Regions from separate parts of the Mus musculus genome. Here region 2 is linked to region 1. Evidence: chromatin loops called from intact Hi-C (ENCODE). Cell type or tissue: heart. All regions are shown on one strand.

The links. A loop is a pair of places that touch in the nucleus more often than their neighbours do. Peaks named below come from ENCODE experiments on the same cell type or tissue, not always from the same donor. Only the 100,000 strongest peaks of a DNase experiment are listed, where the experiment ranks them.
Region 2: a loop joins it to region 1, with 5 times the contacts of the local background. A loop is called at or near these places in 37 of 42 quality-filtered maps.

What each region holds. Positions count from the first base shown.
Region 1 is chr8:11,250,366-11,258,365 of GRCm38, forward strand. All of the region lies in intron 2 of Col4a1 (collagen, type IV, alpha 1), which reads right to left. Among named protein-coding and RNA genes, the nearest start is that of Gm32709, 6.9 kb to the right of the region's middle. In heart, no CTCF peak of the experiment used is centred here; DNase peaks (open chromatin) are centred at 26, 1,986, 2,136 and 3,326; H3K4me3 peaks cover 709 bases; H3K27ac peaks cover 3,255 bases.
Region 2 is chr8:11,388,883-11,396,882 of GRCm38, forward strand. All of the region lies in intron 4 of Col4a2 (collagen, type IV, alpha 2), which reads left to right. Among named protein-coding and RNA genes, the nearest start is that of Gm46030, 53 kb to the left of the region's middle. In heart, a CTCF peak has its summit at 4,113 (motif pointing left); DNase peaks (open chromatin) are centred at 4,119, 4,989, 6,089, 7,399 and 3 weaker places; H3K27ac peaks cover 4,585 bases.

The DNA of each region.
Region 1 (8,000 bases):
TGTGACCACCCTTAAGCTCAAGGCCAAGCACAAAGTGGGGGAGGAAGACCCCCTTGTCATCCAGTTCCCACAGTGTGCGACAAGCACCAAGGACAGGGTGGTCACAACTGACCACCACAACCATGGCTTTTCACCACGACAGTGAGCCAGCAACGCTGAAGGCAAGGATCTGAGGGTTCAGCTCAGCAACAGACCATTTCCCTAGCTTGTGGATCCCTGCATTCTCATCCCAGCAACGGAGGAAGGGAAGGGAGAGCCAGAAAGAGAAGCTTGTAAAATATTACACAAAAAAAATTCAATGCAACCACGCTTTGTGGCTTCATTGTTACAAGAAATTAATTATGTCAGTCATAGAGAGAGGAGTCTGTAGGTTTTCAGCACTGAGACAGTAGATGCCTGAAGAGACAGAGATGTTGGCCATCCTGATCTGACCTGACTGTCACACCAAATGCAGATGTCAATTATCCCACTTTGCCTAATAAGTATGTGCCAATATTAATAATAATAATTTTTAAAAACTCATCTTCTCTAGCCCCTAAAGTAATTTTAACTATAAATGGACTTCTAAAATTCAATCTGTATCTATAAAAAAAATTTTAAAAAAAGATTATACAACAAGGAACACCATTACGGCTATTTTCCCCAGTAAAACTTGGAACTTGAAGAGAGGAACAAAATGCCATTGTTTATGAAGATGAAGGGAGGCAGGCCTCAGAGTCATCTCGGGGCTGACACTAGCCATTCCAAATTAGGCTTGAAATAGAGTTTCATGCTGGAGGAACTTAAAATGTTTGCTTACCGTATTATCTACAGCAAGCACATAAAGATCCCGTAAAATGTGGAAAGAAAGGGTCCCTTTGTAATACCCAATCATGTCCCAGCCTCTTCCAACACTGCAAAAAGAGCTTAAGATTCAGCTCCCTCAAGTCTCAGCAAGAAAGTCAAATAGGAAGCAACTAGAACATGCGAGGTTGAAATAGTAGGGAATTTCTAAATTCAAGGAACAATTACCAAGTACAAAAACTAAAGGGAACATAAAATGTGCCTAAAATAAGTTATCATCAAAAACTCCTATTATCAAAAGCAATCACGATGGCCAGGGGTGGTGACTCTAATCCTAGCACTTAGGAAGCTGAAGCAGGAGGATGGATGCTAGTTTTAGGGTAGCCTGGGCTATGTAGTGAGTTTATTCTGAATGATGAATTAAAATTCTGTGTCTACAGTGTTGATCTAGGGAGCTGTAGATATGGTTCAGTGGTGAAGAGCACTGGCTGCTCTTGCAGAGACACAGGTTTGGTTCATGGCAGCTCACAACCAGCTGTAACTTGGGTTTGAGGAGATTAGATGCTCTGTTCTGGCTTCTGTGGATGCTGGGCACACATTTAGTGTACATACATGCATGCAGGCAAAGCATACTTCTGTACAAAATAGAACTGAAAGTATATCTTTTTAAATTTTAGCATGTATTATATTATGCTAAAGTTTAGCAAAATATTTTAAATGGATAAGTTGTGGCTGTTTTGAGGGTCAGCATGGAACCCTTGTCTCAGTGAGGCTTTCACGGTTTTGTTTTGTTTTGTTTTGTTTACATTTTAAACAATAGGATCATGGATCTTCAAGGGAACCACAGCACATGCAAAAATGTTTGCTCACACCTGAAACAAAACCTGGGTAAGAGGATCTCCGTGTGTTTTCACAGAAAATAGAGGGAATCCGATGGCCAACACAAATTAAAGCTTGGGATGCACCCTCTACACCTTCTTTGAAGAAGTTATTCAGCTAGTGTTTGGCACACATCAACACTAGAGACAGGATTCTGAGATAAACAACAGCACAACACACCCCACCCAAGGAACGGAAAATCCCAGGCAGAATACAACCCAGGTCCCTGGCACAAGCCCTTGAGGCCCCATTAGCACCTGGCTGATGCCTCTGTCCCAAGCTAAATAGCAACAGAAAAATCTCTGTTCTGGACGTGATCCTGAGCCAGCTGTGTCCTGCTGTCATCTAGTTCCCTGAGATGTCACTTCCCAAGCAAGACTGAACATAACTGAGACATAAAAGCCATGAGATTTGGCCCATAGCAACCAGGGCATGTGCTTAGTGGGAAGCGATTTGGGATGCTGGGTCATGGTCAATTCGGGGGACCATGATCTATAGGGACCATAGTCAATGGGGGAACCATGGCACTTAGCCAAAATTCCACAAGTTCAATCCCTTGAGCCTAGCCAGAGAGGCATCCGCAGGACCATATCCGGAATGTGATAGTGCTGGGAAAGTTGTGGGCAGGCTGCAATCTGTGTCACCAGGTCACGGAAAAGCTCCTGTGTCGGGGCCCCTCTGGGAGCTCCCTGCATGCCTTCTGCTTGACACTGTACTGATGCAGGGAGAGGGGACAGGACCCACACAGTGAGACAAGGGAAGGGCCTCTTGAGTCAGGGTAGCTCTTCAGTTCTGTTTTCCACCATGAATTGAATGTAGCAGGGGAGAAGTTTCCACTGAACTGCTGTTAAGTGTCAGTCCTACCACTGCCAGCTCACACCTCACACATTGCTACAACGTTAACTCTGGGGCTCAGAGCAGCAAAAGGTAGAGAGGAGACATAGTAAATAGTCATGATGACGGAACAGCTACAAAAAAATTGCAGAAATTTTTTTAGGCTATAAAAACCCAATTTTCCTCCTCATCGTTTGAAAAAAAATGCAAAACACTTTCTGAAGAGCTAACACTCGCTCAACACAAGAATAACCAAGTGCGGTAAATAACCTCTTCTCACAGACGACTCGAGACTTTCCCATGAAGCCTATCCAACAGCAAATGTGACTTCACTGATGGAGGGGAAGCAGCAGCAGAATGGAGCGCTGGCAAGTCACTGGCAGGAAAAGAAAACGATTTCCAAGTCCTCCTCCGCGGAGGAGATGCAGACATCTCACACTAGTTGGAGGGCAGTTCTCTGTGGTATCTTTCAGAGTTTCTGTTCTAAGTCACTCTCTGGAGCATGCATGGTTTTATATTAGAAAGTAAGACCTATGCTGGCCTCCTGTCTCTAGACTCACCGGGAGTCTTGGGCACTTTCCTAACTGGCCAGGACATCTCACATCTGCGGAGTGTCTCTGCCTCAGCCTTGGCTTCTTTCTTCCCATTCCCTCTTGGCCCTCTGACCTAGGTAGCTTCAGGAAAGTGCTATCCACTCCTTGGACACACAAGAGGACCCCAGCCAGATGTCTGCTCCCTGGAGAAGAATTGTAGACCCAGGAGATTTCAGGAACCTGTGGTCTCTCATGGGCAGCTGGTCCTCTGCAGCTCTTAGTCTGGCCACCAGGGGGAGAGCTTGGTCTACATGTGCTGGGCAGATCCTCTGGGCTGTTACTGTAGCAAGAGTGTATCAAACAGGTGTGATGGCAAGCCCTGAAATCCCTGTACTCAAAAGGCAGAGGCAGGGGGATGAGGAGTCCAAGGTCAGCCTGGGCTACATGGGATCCCAGCTCACCTCTGTGTATATGCACGCTGTATGTGTGTGTGCCCATTCAAGTAGGCACAACAGAGAGAAATAAGCTTAACAGAGGTCTAAGAGATAGAATTGTCTAGAAAAAAAAGCTTTAATTGGAATGGAAAATTTATGAAATTAAGTATGAAATGGATAGCCTAAATATTGGGGCTATGAGGTGACCAAGACCTTTGACTGTAGAAACAATATGAACTGCGAATTCTTCTGGTTATATTAGTGAATATTGGTTTTGCTGAATGAAGACAGCCACTTCTCCCAGTCCCTACTCTTTCCTCCCCTTCTGCCTGCTGGTCCCTTTCACTTGCATCGTGGGCATGTTCCAGTTTGAATTGCATATGGCCCAGAAAGAAATTAAATCCTGCAAACAGGCACAAAGAGGACAAGAGTGAGCTGTTGAGTCCACTGTGGGGGCTCACCACACTGCCAGCAAATCAGACTCAAAGGTTTGCCTTTGGCTCCCTTCCCTGGGCTATAGAAAACCTATGCCTTAAGGTAATCTCATCCACTCTCCTGGCACTTGCCAACTGTAAAGTGTGTGGTGGTGGTGGTGGTGGTGGTGGTGGTGGTGGTGGTGGTGGTGGTGGTGGGGATCCAACCAATCTTCAGTAGCTTCCAGAGAGGTGGTGACATGAACCACAATGCTAACAGCTTATCAACATGAGCACTTCTGAAGCTTAGAGCTATTAGTATGACCTCTACCTGCTCCTCCCCTACAGACTTAAACATACAAGCCAGGCACAGAGGTTCACAGCCAGCACCCAAGGCAAGAGAAATGCTACAAGTACAAGGCCAGCCAGAGTTACACAATGAGCTGCGGGCCAACCTAGGATATGAAGTGTTGGCAAAAAAATGAATTAATAATTGACCAAATAAACGAATATTCTTTTAAAACAGGAAAGCAATAGACCTACAAGGTGCTCAATGACAGGTTGGGAACTTTCCTAGCTGTGGCCCTGAGGCATAACAGCAAGTCAGGGCTGAATCAGGTAACTGGGGCCAACAGAAGTTAGGGGACTTATATGCACAGAACTAAACAAGACCCAGGGTTAACAATAAACCAGGGTTAAGCACCACCAAATAAGTAGCAGTTGTATTCTACTTGCTTTGCTTGTCCTGATTTGTAGCCGCCATCCCAAGCTCTTCACCTAGCGGCACACGGCTCCCTGCTGGGCCTTCTGTGTGGGCAGGTAATAGCATCAGGTGCTACAGCAAGTTCACCCCACACAGGAAGTCACTCTGGGGACACCAAGCCACACAGCAAGGAAGCACCCACGGTGTAGACAGTGAAGTGGTGCTGCAAGGTACTGGCCTGCCACCGTTCGGACACTCAGGTTAGTGTCCCTTTAGCCCTCAGTCCAGGGGTCACTTAAGTATCCCTTCTCTGTGACTTGACCTGTTGGTGTCTTTTGTTACTAATTCCACTAGGATCCTTTTTTTTTTTTTTTAAATGAAGGCTGTCCTTGAAGGATGAGGTAGAGTTGAGAGGTATGCAGGACGTGCTCCTGACCTGGGCAACACGTGATGATGGTCTCGAGGGCTGCAAAGATCAGCCATGATGTCACACCGTGCTGGCAATGTGACTGCCCTGCCTCTTTTTCCAAGTTCCAAGAAAAGATCAAAATTCTATGCTCTGGCTTGATGGGGAGTTTGGGGAGGGGCTGAGAGTTCAGAACATAGATAATGGATAATAAGATTTCACAGGGGTTGGCTCTTTTTTGAGCTCAGAAAGAAAAAAAAATCGTTTGCCCATAAAGATAAGTTTTCTTATTGTCTTCATTATCTCTGAATCAACAGTTTAAAGACCTATTCTCTCCACTAATGGGAAGTTTGAGAAGTACCCTCTGCTCCTAAGCAGCCCTTGGAGGGTGAAGATGCTGTTAACTTGAGAGTGCACGTGGGTGTGACGGGACCTTAAACAAAACCAGGACAGATAAATGTCAGGAAATGCCACAGTCTGGCCATGGACTATTTTTTTTTTTTGTCTGTGGTAACAAAAATATGAACAATACAAATGAAGTACTCAGACAAGCTAGGCTTGGTCCACGCACCCCGTAACCCTAGCACTCAGAATCCGGGGAGGAGAATCCGGAGTTCAAGGATACAGGAAACAGACTCAAAAAGGGGGCGGGGGAGGGGCTGAGGAGGGAAGGGAAGGGAAGGGAAGAGAAGATCCTGAGTGTAAAAACTATAACTAATAATATAAGCACATAAGACAGTCTTCAAAGTTAAATATGAGGGACTTTCCAAGATACCCTCAAAACTAAATTAGGACATATAAAATGTTTACTAGAAAAAAATGAGAAAATAAATAAAGCAAAAGATGCAGATGAAGAGCCTAGCTTTCCAAGCCTGACTGACAAGGACAGAGATCTGTGGTCCGGTGAGTAGGCCCCGGAAGTCTGACTTGGTTTTCTCTCATTACTTGCTCTAATGGGGAAAGAACTTCAACAAGAATCAGAAGAGCCTGGTCTTGGCTCCAATACCAACTATTTGGATTCTCCAAAAGTCCGTTTCCCAGTGAGTAGATAGGCATCAGTGGTCCGAGGGTCAACTCTGATCAAGAATTAGTTACTTCCTGTGTGCCGGGCCACCACACACCAATGCATCCTCTAACAAGGTCTGAGGACTCAGGTTGCAGCCCACATGCATCTGGTGGCACACAGCTTGGTGCCCGTCCTTAACCTCCCTTCCTCACCAAGCCACCAGGCAAGTATCAGCCCTGGGCCCATCTCCCCTTGGGATCCAGCGTAGTTTCAAACCCCACTAACCACATAAAGGGCTTCTCCAAATGGCAAAAGAAAAATGAGACCCTGTCCATTAACACAGGGTCGCCTTGGCCGAGCTTGGGAATTCATAGAGACCAACCTCATGACCGTGGGAAGCCATTGTCTAATGGACTCCAGCCAGTACATACAGGGATTTATTTTAGCCTGTTTTCACTAAACATCACAGCTCCTTCAAAGTACAACTACCCAAACAAAGAAACAAAACAAGGAGCCGAACTTCTGTATTATTTTGCTTGGGGTCAAAAAAAATCTTGATTTAAATGTAAGTGCAGAGGAAGATGACCAGACACTGTAAAATACAGTCCATGAGGAAAGGCCTCAGAGTCTGAAGGTTTTCCTCAGCTGGCCATTTCAGTGCAGCTCAGACTGGACACAGATGGTTTTAGAAGCTCAAGTGAAGCATGCTTAAAGCCAGGCTGTGATCCAATTATTTAAACCATCATCATAATAATAACTTAGATTTACTCTTTATGCCATTTTTACTAGGGCCTATTTCATAGAGGTTTGTAAAGTCATACTAAATTTATAGTATCGTTTCCTGCTTTTATGTCCTTAATTGCCTAATACTGATAGATTAGAATGTTAAGTTCCTTGGCTCAGAACCAAGACGCGGGAAACAAATTTCATTAACGTTTGCTAATTATGAGGCCGTAACTTTCCCACGGAACTAAGTATAGATGGTACAGTATATAAAACCACAACATTCTCCCATGTAATTTGCTATTTTAACAATAACAACAGCAAAAGATTAGAGAGCAGATGACCAAGCCCAGCTGTGTGAGAGACGGGGCAGGGAGGGGTGGAAGCTGGCACAGAGCACCGAGGCTTGCCAGCACACTGCCCACTCGAAGGTGTCAAGGTCGGAAAGAGATGAAGTAGCTGAGGAGACTCATAAGCCAAGCACCCAAATGACTCCCCATGTCTCCCAGGTATACAGTTGTTCACCCTGTGGCAATCCTGAGCTCACACATAGAAGTCCAAACCAACAGAGGCCTGTCCATCCTGCACAGAGTCCTCAGAGACCCCCACAGCTACACCCAGGCATAGAGAAAGGACAAGCTCACCCACCCTGTCCTTGAATGGCTACTACATAAAGTATGTGATTAAGCGCCTCGCTATGATAACTTCAGGAGCAAAATGCTGGACAGAGTACAGATTGTCCTGAGCCTGTGCACATATGTCATTGTGCAAACAAATGCCCTTAGGCAGCCCAATTTAATCTGCACTAGGTGCTCATGTTGCTTGAAGCAATGGACAATATGCATAAGGTTCGAAATATAAGCTGTTTAGAAGTCTAGACCATTTCTAGGCATCAGCTGGGCTAACTCTGTCTGTCTATCTCTATCTCTATCTACCTATCTGCCAGTCTTGTCTGTCTGTCTGCCAGTCTGTCTGTCTGTCTCTATCTCTATCTATTTACCTATCTGCCAATCTATCTATCTCTATCTCTACCTATTTATCTATCTCTATCTCTGTCTGTCTCCCCCCACCTTTTCTCTGTCTTGGCCATTGAGAGAGTCCTGCCCTAGAGAAGGCATGTGTACAGTTCCAGGCTGGGATGAGCAAACAAAAGATACACACTGGTCTGAGAACATGCACCCACAAATTCCCAGGTCACTAGGCAAGGGAAATGGCCATGCCCGGCCCCATGCTCATGAGCTCAAACCCCCTTCTCTTCAGCTCCTGATCCTTATCTAAGAAACTTC
Region 2 (8,000 bases), 140 kb after region 1:
GGAGTGAGGACGGAGCAGTGACAAGGGGACGCTTCCGGGGCGTTACAGGCACTAAAGGAGGGAGCACACAGGTGGATATAAATAGACAGGATCCATGTCAAATAGCTAGCCAAGTTGACTTTGCAACCACAACAGCCCCACCCCCAAGCGTGTGGTCCAGGCACTGCACTGGCCCCCTCAAGATGCAAAACAGGCACAGAAGGGGTTTCATAGGGAAGTGTAAGATCAGCTAAGAAACTAGGTGCAGATCAAAGAGGGCTTATCCCAATATCATCTCAGAGAAGAAGCAAGGAGCGACCTTTTCAGGAAGAAAGATGTGTTCACAACATCAGGGCATCGTTAGAAACCATCAAAATACTCAAGGAACGCCATGGGTTCTGTAGTGGCACAGGTTTAAGGTAAGCGTAACACAAGAGTGCCCTTGACTTCTAGACCAGGGAGTTGTCCAGGCAAGGCAAAGGAGAAGCTCGCTAACGGGTTATTAGGACCCAGAGGAGAGGACAAGAGAGACGGACAGACTGGGGAAACACAGGACAGCAGCTACAGTGAAGCATGCTGGGTCCTTGGATTTAAGCCAAATGCTAGCAGTGTCTCTACTTGTCCAGAATTGGACTCCAGAATTGGGAGAAAGAAGGGTTACGGCAGGACAATGGTGCCGGAGGGAATTTAGACGTTCTGTGGTTAGGGATCTGCGGATGCTTGGGCAGAGTCCAGGAGAAGGGTAGGACATGGAGAGTGAGGTGAGGTGTCCTACCAGGGCTTCTGACAAGAACTGAGTTTGGCTAACTCCAGAGATACCTCTGATGGCCCTGAGCCAGCACCCAGGAGAAATGCCCGTTTAAGGAGGAGGACTGTGGAACAGGGTAAAAGCCCTCAGCTTGAGAACATTTGCCTCCTTCATAGGAGAGTTTGATCCAAGGAACTCCAAGAGCCAGCTCTCCCTGGCTCAAGTTATAGATGGGAGAGAGGAAGTGGCTTTGGAAGGTGTCTGGGCCATATCTGAATGAGGAGCCTGTGAGCCCCACAGAACGAGGACTCACAGTCACAGCTGGCCATGGGACATCAGGGGAGTCATGGGTCCACTGCTCTCCACACTTCTGCCATCTTAGCTTTCCTGTGAGCATGATTGGTGTCCCCAGCATGCCAGCCTAGCCAAGCTGACCTCGCTGGACCATCCTTGGGAATTGGGATGGAGCTGCCTAGGAATGAATGGCTGTTCTCATGCAGACAGGCTCCTGCCCCATTGCACAGCAAGTTAAGACACAGCAGGGAACCCCGAGGACATGGAGCTGAGGACAGGCACACACACGTGCATGTGTGCTCACACATGTCGTGAATATGTACGCTCTTGTAGAAACAGTCTCCTTAAGAGGCTTAGGTCATTTGGGAAGGATATCCCAAATGCCAAGGAAAACCAACATCTGTAATGGAAATCCTGCCTGAGGTCCATAGTGCACCATCTCCCTGGCTGCTCACTAAGGAAGTCAGGTGGCCTCATCTTGATCACGGGGAGGTTACCAACCTTTACAGACCTCAGGAGGATGAGCTGTGTTCAGTGTCTACTGCCATTTCATTGAAGAAAATTGCTATTCTTCTTCATATATATATATATATATATATATATATATATATATATTCCATTTAAGGCCGAGCACAACCATGTGATAACTCCAGTTCCAAGGGATCAGACACTCTCTTTTGGTCTCAGGAGCACCATGATCTGAAGTGGTGCACAGACAGACATACATATAGGCAAAACACCCGTGCACATAAAAGATAAAATAATGAAGAATTTAAGTGTCATTAGAGGAAAGGATTGGTGGAGAGCCCGAGATGGCTCAGCAGTTAGCACCAGCTGTTCTTGCATGGGAATCTGGATTCTTCCCTTCCCAGAATCCTCGTGGCTGCTCACAACAGTCTGTAACTCCAGTTCTGAGGGGTTCACCAGTCTTGGGGGGCAGGGGGTCTCCTCGGGCACTGCATGTGAATACATTCATATATGGAGGCAGATAAAACACTCATACATATAAAAGTAGATAAAGTCTTTAGAAAGTAAAAGGGTGTCGATGGGGCTCAGTCAATAAAGTGCTTGCCCTGAATTCAGAACCACATCCAACCCCCAGTTCCTACTGTGGTGTCAGGAAGATCAGAAGTTCAGTCATCCATTGCTACAGGGTGAGTTTGAGGCCACCCTGAGCTACACAAAACACTGTCTCCAAGGAAGAAGGAAGGGGGGGGTTGTCATGCCTCCTGAGTCATTCTCTGGATTGCAGAAGGATGTCACTGGGTCTCCTGTCTGCATAACTGATCCATGCATTAGCTTCCCACAGACTGAGATGGGAGGTAGAGCTCCTATGGTCTGTGTTTATTCAGGATACGTGTTCAGTGACATCAGAAGGGTCATCCTAGATGAGAATCCGAGGGAGGAAGTGCAGAGACACCAGACTCACTTACAGAACCGTAGTCCTGTAAGCTTAGCCTCTTAATCACTGTCCAGAAGACACGCTTAACCTGAAGGCTGCGACAGTGTCATAGGAGAGGGGGGTACCCCAAGGACCACCTCAAGGACTGGCAGGTCTTATCTTAGGACTCCTCCCAAAGAGTAGATCCTTCTAAAGGTGCAAGGAAGAAAGGCTGTGTGTGATGTTGTGTGATCTGATGTGGACTGTCTGCCTTTGACCTTCCCAGAATTGAACGTCAACGGTTAGGGCTGGAGTGTAGCCCAGTGGCAAAATACTTGCTTAACATATACAAGGATGTGGGTTCTGACTCCAGCAAGGGGTGGGACTGGGACTGGGAATGTGGCTCCATTGGTAGCTTGTTTCCCTAGCATGCACAAGGCCCTGTGTTGGGTTCCCAGCACTGCAGAAACTGGGCATGGGGCTCATACTTGTAATCCCAGGGCGGGTAGATGCTGGAGGATTAGAAGCCCAAGATCATTCTTGGCTAGGTAACAATTTGAGACTAGTCTGAGCTAGAAACCCTGTCTAAAAAAATAAGAGCAAACCAAATATACTAACAAAGCCCTTCAGAGGCCACATGGGTATGAGATAAAAGAGACAGAGAACTCCAGAGCTGTTCCAGAAGCGTCCTTAGGCCCTTTAGGGCTGCAGTCAGCACCTCCCTGGTGAGGTGAGGTCTCTTGGTAGGAGGTATTCTCAAGCTTTTCTTTCCAAGTGCCATTCATGTGCCTTATGGTGGCTCCTCCACCTCCCAGCACGGAGTTCTGGCCATTCAAAGACCACAACATCCTGCCTTCTCAGATAGGGTGTGGTGGTCAAGTGACATGAACAGTCATCACCGATGCCTCGGCCACCCACAGACTTTCCTCCCAGTCCATCGTCTGTGGTCCATCTCCTAGCCTCTCCACCTCAGAAGTCACTTTTATACCCTTTTATCTTGTCCCTAATCCATATCGCCACCAGCTCTGTTCTGTTCTGCTCTTCTTCCCCCATACCTGTCCTGCCTTGCCTGGCTTCACACCTGAGTCCCTTTCTACAGGAGCATGCCCCAGGCTGCCAGTGGGTTTCCAGAACCACATGGCCATCTCCGGTGAGAGCTCACTCTCTCGGAATGTACAAGGCTGGTTGGCCACACCCCCCACCTCAGTTTCCCTCAGAGAATGAGCATAGTGACAATATGTGTCCTGAGTTTTACAGGAATTAAAATCTAATGTGTTAACAAAGGTGGAAATGGCTCTTAGCAAAGATCCAAGGCTGTTAGGTATGTGCTGACTCAGTCCTGGGGAGGAATTCATTCTAATGTCACTTGAAGTCATTGTTGCAAGTGCTGTCAGGGTAAGCATGGGAGCAGGCTCCCAGTGTCAGTAGTTGGCATACTTTACTTTAACAAGATTAAAAGACAGATTATGAGTTATTGACTTAATTACTCTAAGAGAAGTGGGGTATGATAGCCCCTTGGACTAACTGGAATTAGGCAATCACAGTTTTCCTTGGGATTATCCCCAAGGGAGGTTAACAAATAAGGGACTTGCCCTCTGTTCCCTAGAGCTGAGTCATGTGACCCTGGAAAGACTCAAAACTTTCAAGCCAGAGGACAGGTTTCCTAACTTCGCCTGCAGGCTGAGAATGACTGCCACCTGGTGTTGGCTACTGGAACTGCACTATTATCCCCCTTGGCCCTGTTCCTTCCACCAGGAATGTTGATTTCATTTCAAATTTTCAAAACTGAGATATCCAGTAAACATTAAAATTATTTCCTTTTTAGGCTTTTACAGACTTCTGTCAATACACACCCCTTTTCCTCTACAACTTTTGACCCCCTGTGAACCACAGCGGTCCCACTAAGGTCCTACCCATTGCTAAGCATGTTCAAGTTCAGCTCAGTCATGCTTAAAGCAGCCAGGTTCAGACATTACCGGCCTGAGCTTTCTGGAGGAGGAACACCCAGCATTCCAGAGCCTGCCTCACCCGCGCCTTGGCTGCCCACGATATTTCATTATCTAATCAGATGCTGAGCAGGGTCTGATACTCAGGCCTCCTTCCATGAGCCTGGGTGGTCTCCTTGATGACTTCATCATGAGGGCCCGGGGAGCATTCTGTCTGCTGTGTAGACAGAGAAGCCAAACCCTCTAAGGAGCCAACAATCAGCAGTTCCCCGGGGCAGTGCAGGGCTAAGACAAGACTTTCCTGAATGGCTCCAGGGGACTACAGAACTGAATGGGGCTGGGACAGTAAGGGTGGCAGCCTTCTCTGAAGGGCAGCGCCCCCTCGGTTGAACCTCAGAAACTGTGATGTTACTATAGTGGTCTTCAAAGGGGTTCAGGCTAAGGATGTAGCTCAGTGGCGAAGCTCTTACCTCGCACACGCCAGACTCTGGGCTCAAGCCTCAAAAACCACAAAAAAAAAAAAAAAAAAAAAAAAAAAAAACAGAAGGAAAGTGTTCTAAAAATAGAACTAGGGGTGAATTGGGAGGACTGTGAGTGAGGCAGAGCCAGATATGTGAGCAGCCAGCCATTCGGCAGACGGTTTGTGGAGCAAGAGGTGAGAGCCAGATGCTGGGAACTGCTTAGGAGAGACGATTAAGGGAGCCGGGCCACCAGGCCACCACTGTAGGCTCACAAGTGTCAGGCATCAGCAGGAGGTTTAATAGGAGCCTGACAGGGAGTCCCTCCTCTAGTTCAGGACAGACTTGGCTAGTTTAGAGCCTTTTTATTTTCAGCAGAATTTGGAGGATCAAACTTTTTAATCTTCTCCACTATTTTGTTTGGTGGTGTGTGTGTGTGTGTATGTGTGTGTGTGTGTGTCTAAGAAATTTTTTACAAGCCCAAAGTCTCAGTGTTTTCTTCTACCCGTTTTGCAGGTGGGAGCTGCGGATTGGTTTAGCTTTATTATTTCTCTCTCTCTCATTTGAGTCTGAGCCACTACAAGTGGATGTCCCTGAGTTGGGTCCTGGGAGTAAAAGCTGAATGTCTGCTTCAACGTGTGTGGATTTAATTAATTAACTAATCAATTGTGGGGGAGGGGCTCACGTGTGCCTTTGTGTGTGTATGGAGGTCAGAGGACAACTTTTGGGCATCAGTTCTCTCCCTCCCCCATGTGCGTCCCGGGTCCGGAACTCAGACCATCCATCTTCAGAGCAATCTCCTCTACCAGCTGAGCCATCTCACCAAGCCAGACGCCATTTGCTTTTTAACCACAATCTGTTAAATAGCTTTGGAAAGTAGCTCTCAGTCTCTTGTGTCACGTACTGTTAGGTGGGTACTCTCTCGTTTCCCTTGCAGGTGACATAACACGTCCACACACGTGAACCGTCACCCTCATGAACAGTAGACAGTTCCAAATCCTAGGGCACAGAACACGTGTCCTGGATCCTGAAGGAGCCCTTTCTGCCATCATGGACATCTTGTGAATTCGCCAGTGTATGCCATCAGCTTGCAGAAATTCATTAGGACTTAGGAATTCCCCAGGATCGTCAAGAGTCGTGGTCTACTGCCCTCAGAGGAAGGGAGAGTCTGCAAGGGGCTGGGGAGGGTAGGAGGGTCTGGGGCTGGTGCCCATGAAAGGTGAGGCAGGAAGAGTCGGTTTAGGAAGGAGAGGGGATTTCCTACCATTCATCCTTTGCGTCACTGGGAGTCTATTCTGCTCTACCCGGAAAGGCTGCAGCCAGATTGAACATCCTGGTGTGCAGGGGCCGGTTCTGTCCTTGGGGGTGGGTGTTTGGGCTTATCTGGCCTTTGTCCAAAATGTCCTGTCGCCTCTGCCTGCACACGTTCTGATGACACTTGGCCCCTTTTCCAGATGTAAACTTTTCCAAATTCGGGAGCATTCTCAGGAGCCTGGAATTCTAAGCACACCTCTTACTTAGCCATATAACTTAATAACATTGGCTTTGATTGGCCTTGCCGTCCACCAAAAATGACTTGTGACCAGGTACACACCAGGTGTGACTCCAGAAAGGGAATGATGGGGGGTCAAGCGGACAAATCCCTTATCCCATTTATTCTGTCTTCTAGGGATGTTTAATTAAAGTTAATGTTTAGCTGACATAATGGGGGTGTTTGTTTGTTTGTTTTTGGCTCTGCTTGACTCAATGAGCCAGACCTGTCTCTGAGCTAGAACTTAGTCCTAAGTTTCTTATTTTAAAGATAACTGTCTTCTCCCTTAAGGGCCATGTGGAGGGAAGTGTGGGACATGCTGTTATTCCGACAGCAATGCACACAAGAACCTAGGAATTGTGTGAGACAGAGATTCAGGGTTCCGGAGCCATGCCAGGGACAATGTACTTCTAGTAAATTCAGCATGAAGTTAGAATGATTCCACACGGAGACGCAGAGCGGAAAGAGGTGATCCAGGAGCCAGGCAGGCAGCCCGCAATGCTGGGCTTTTCTGAGCCCAGTTATGGCTCCTCCCGACTGGTACTCAGCATTTTGTCACGCCACAACCGTTGCTGCGTCTAAGCTTCTGGCAGGCCACTTCCTGCAGGTGCACAGTGGAGTGATGGTGTTCACTGTCCCACTCCCTAGGAGGCCCAGCCCTGTGGATAGAACGGGACAGGAGTGGAGGGTGCACACACAACCTTATAGGTCCTTTGAAAAGTGTCCCCAGGTTTGTAACATATATTCTGTGTCCCTGCAGTTTGGATGGGATGGGGGTGTGGGAGGAAGGAGATTTTCAAGGGCATAGCAGGAATTTGAAGAGCGTTGTAGATCTGGGAGTTCGGGGGTTGACATGTAGGCACGTGGAGTGGGCACCTTCTGTTGGGACAGCTTTATTTTTAACCTCTTTACACACAAGGAGAGGAAGAGATGGAAATAAGTGTTCTGAGCTGGACCTTTCCACACAGGACAGCAGTGGCTGATTAGCACAAAGGGAAACCCTCCTCACCTGTGTGTGCAGCTGCTCCTGGAACTCCACAGAGCACTTCCCCGCCGGGCAGGACATCCTGGGGAAAGCCCCAGCCTGCCTGCCGATCCAAACATACCTCCCAAGAGCACAGTGAGGCCGTGTGCCAACGCCTAGTTATCCCACAAGGCAGGGTTCAGCCTAGCAACAGGAGCTCCAGCCCCAGAGGTCAGGGGTCAGAACCCACATTCTCCCCAGACACACACACACACCGAGAAACGCAGCCTGGTCCATCATCAACTGTTCAAAATTGACAAGATTGGCTAGAGACACCGAAGAAGAAAGAACGTGTTAGCTAGGGTGAAGCAAAATTGGGGCATTTCTGGTAGGGCTGTGAACTGATCCAGCCACTGAGGGAAAAGTTTGGTCAGAAACTTAAATGTGTAATTGTCTGAGATCCACTGAGTCCTGGGAATTGGTACCAGAAACCTAGGAGGAACTCAGGCGGCAGTTTGATACACGTGCTGACAGCAAGACTGTTTGTTTATTTATTTATTCATCATTACACAAGTGGGCCAGTGAGATGGCTCAGCAAGGGGAGGTGATTGAAGTGAAACTAGGAGACCTGAGTTTGATACCCCAGGACCCATATGTAAAGATAAAAAGGGAGAACTAACCCCACTAAGTCCAGATCTC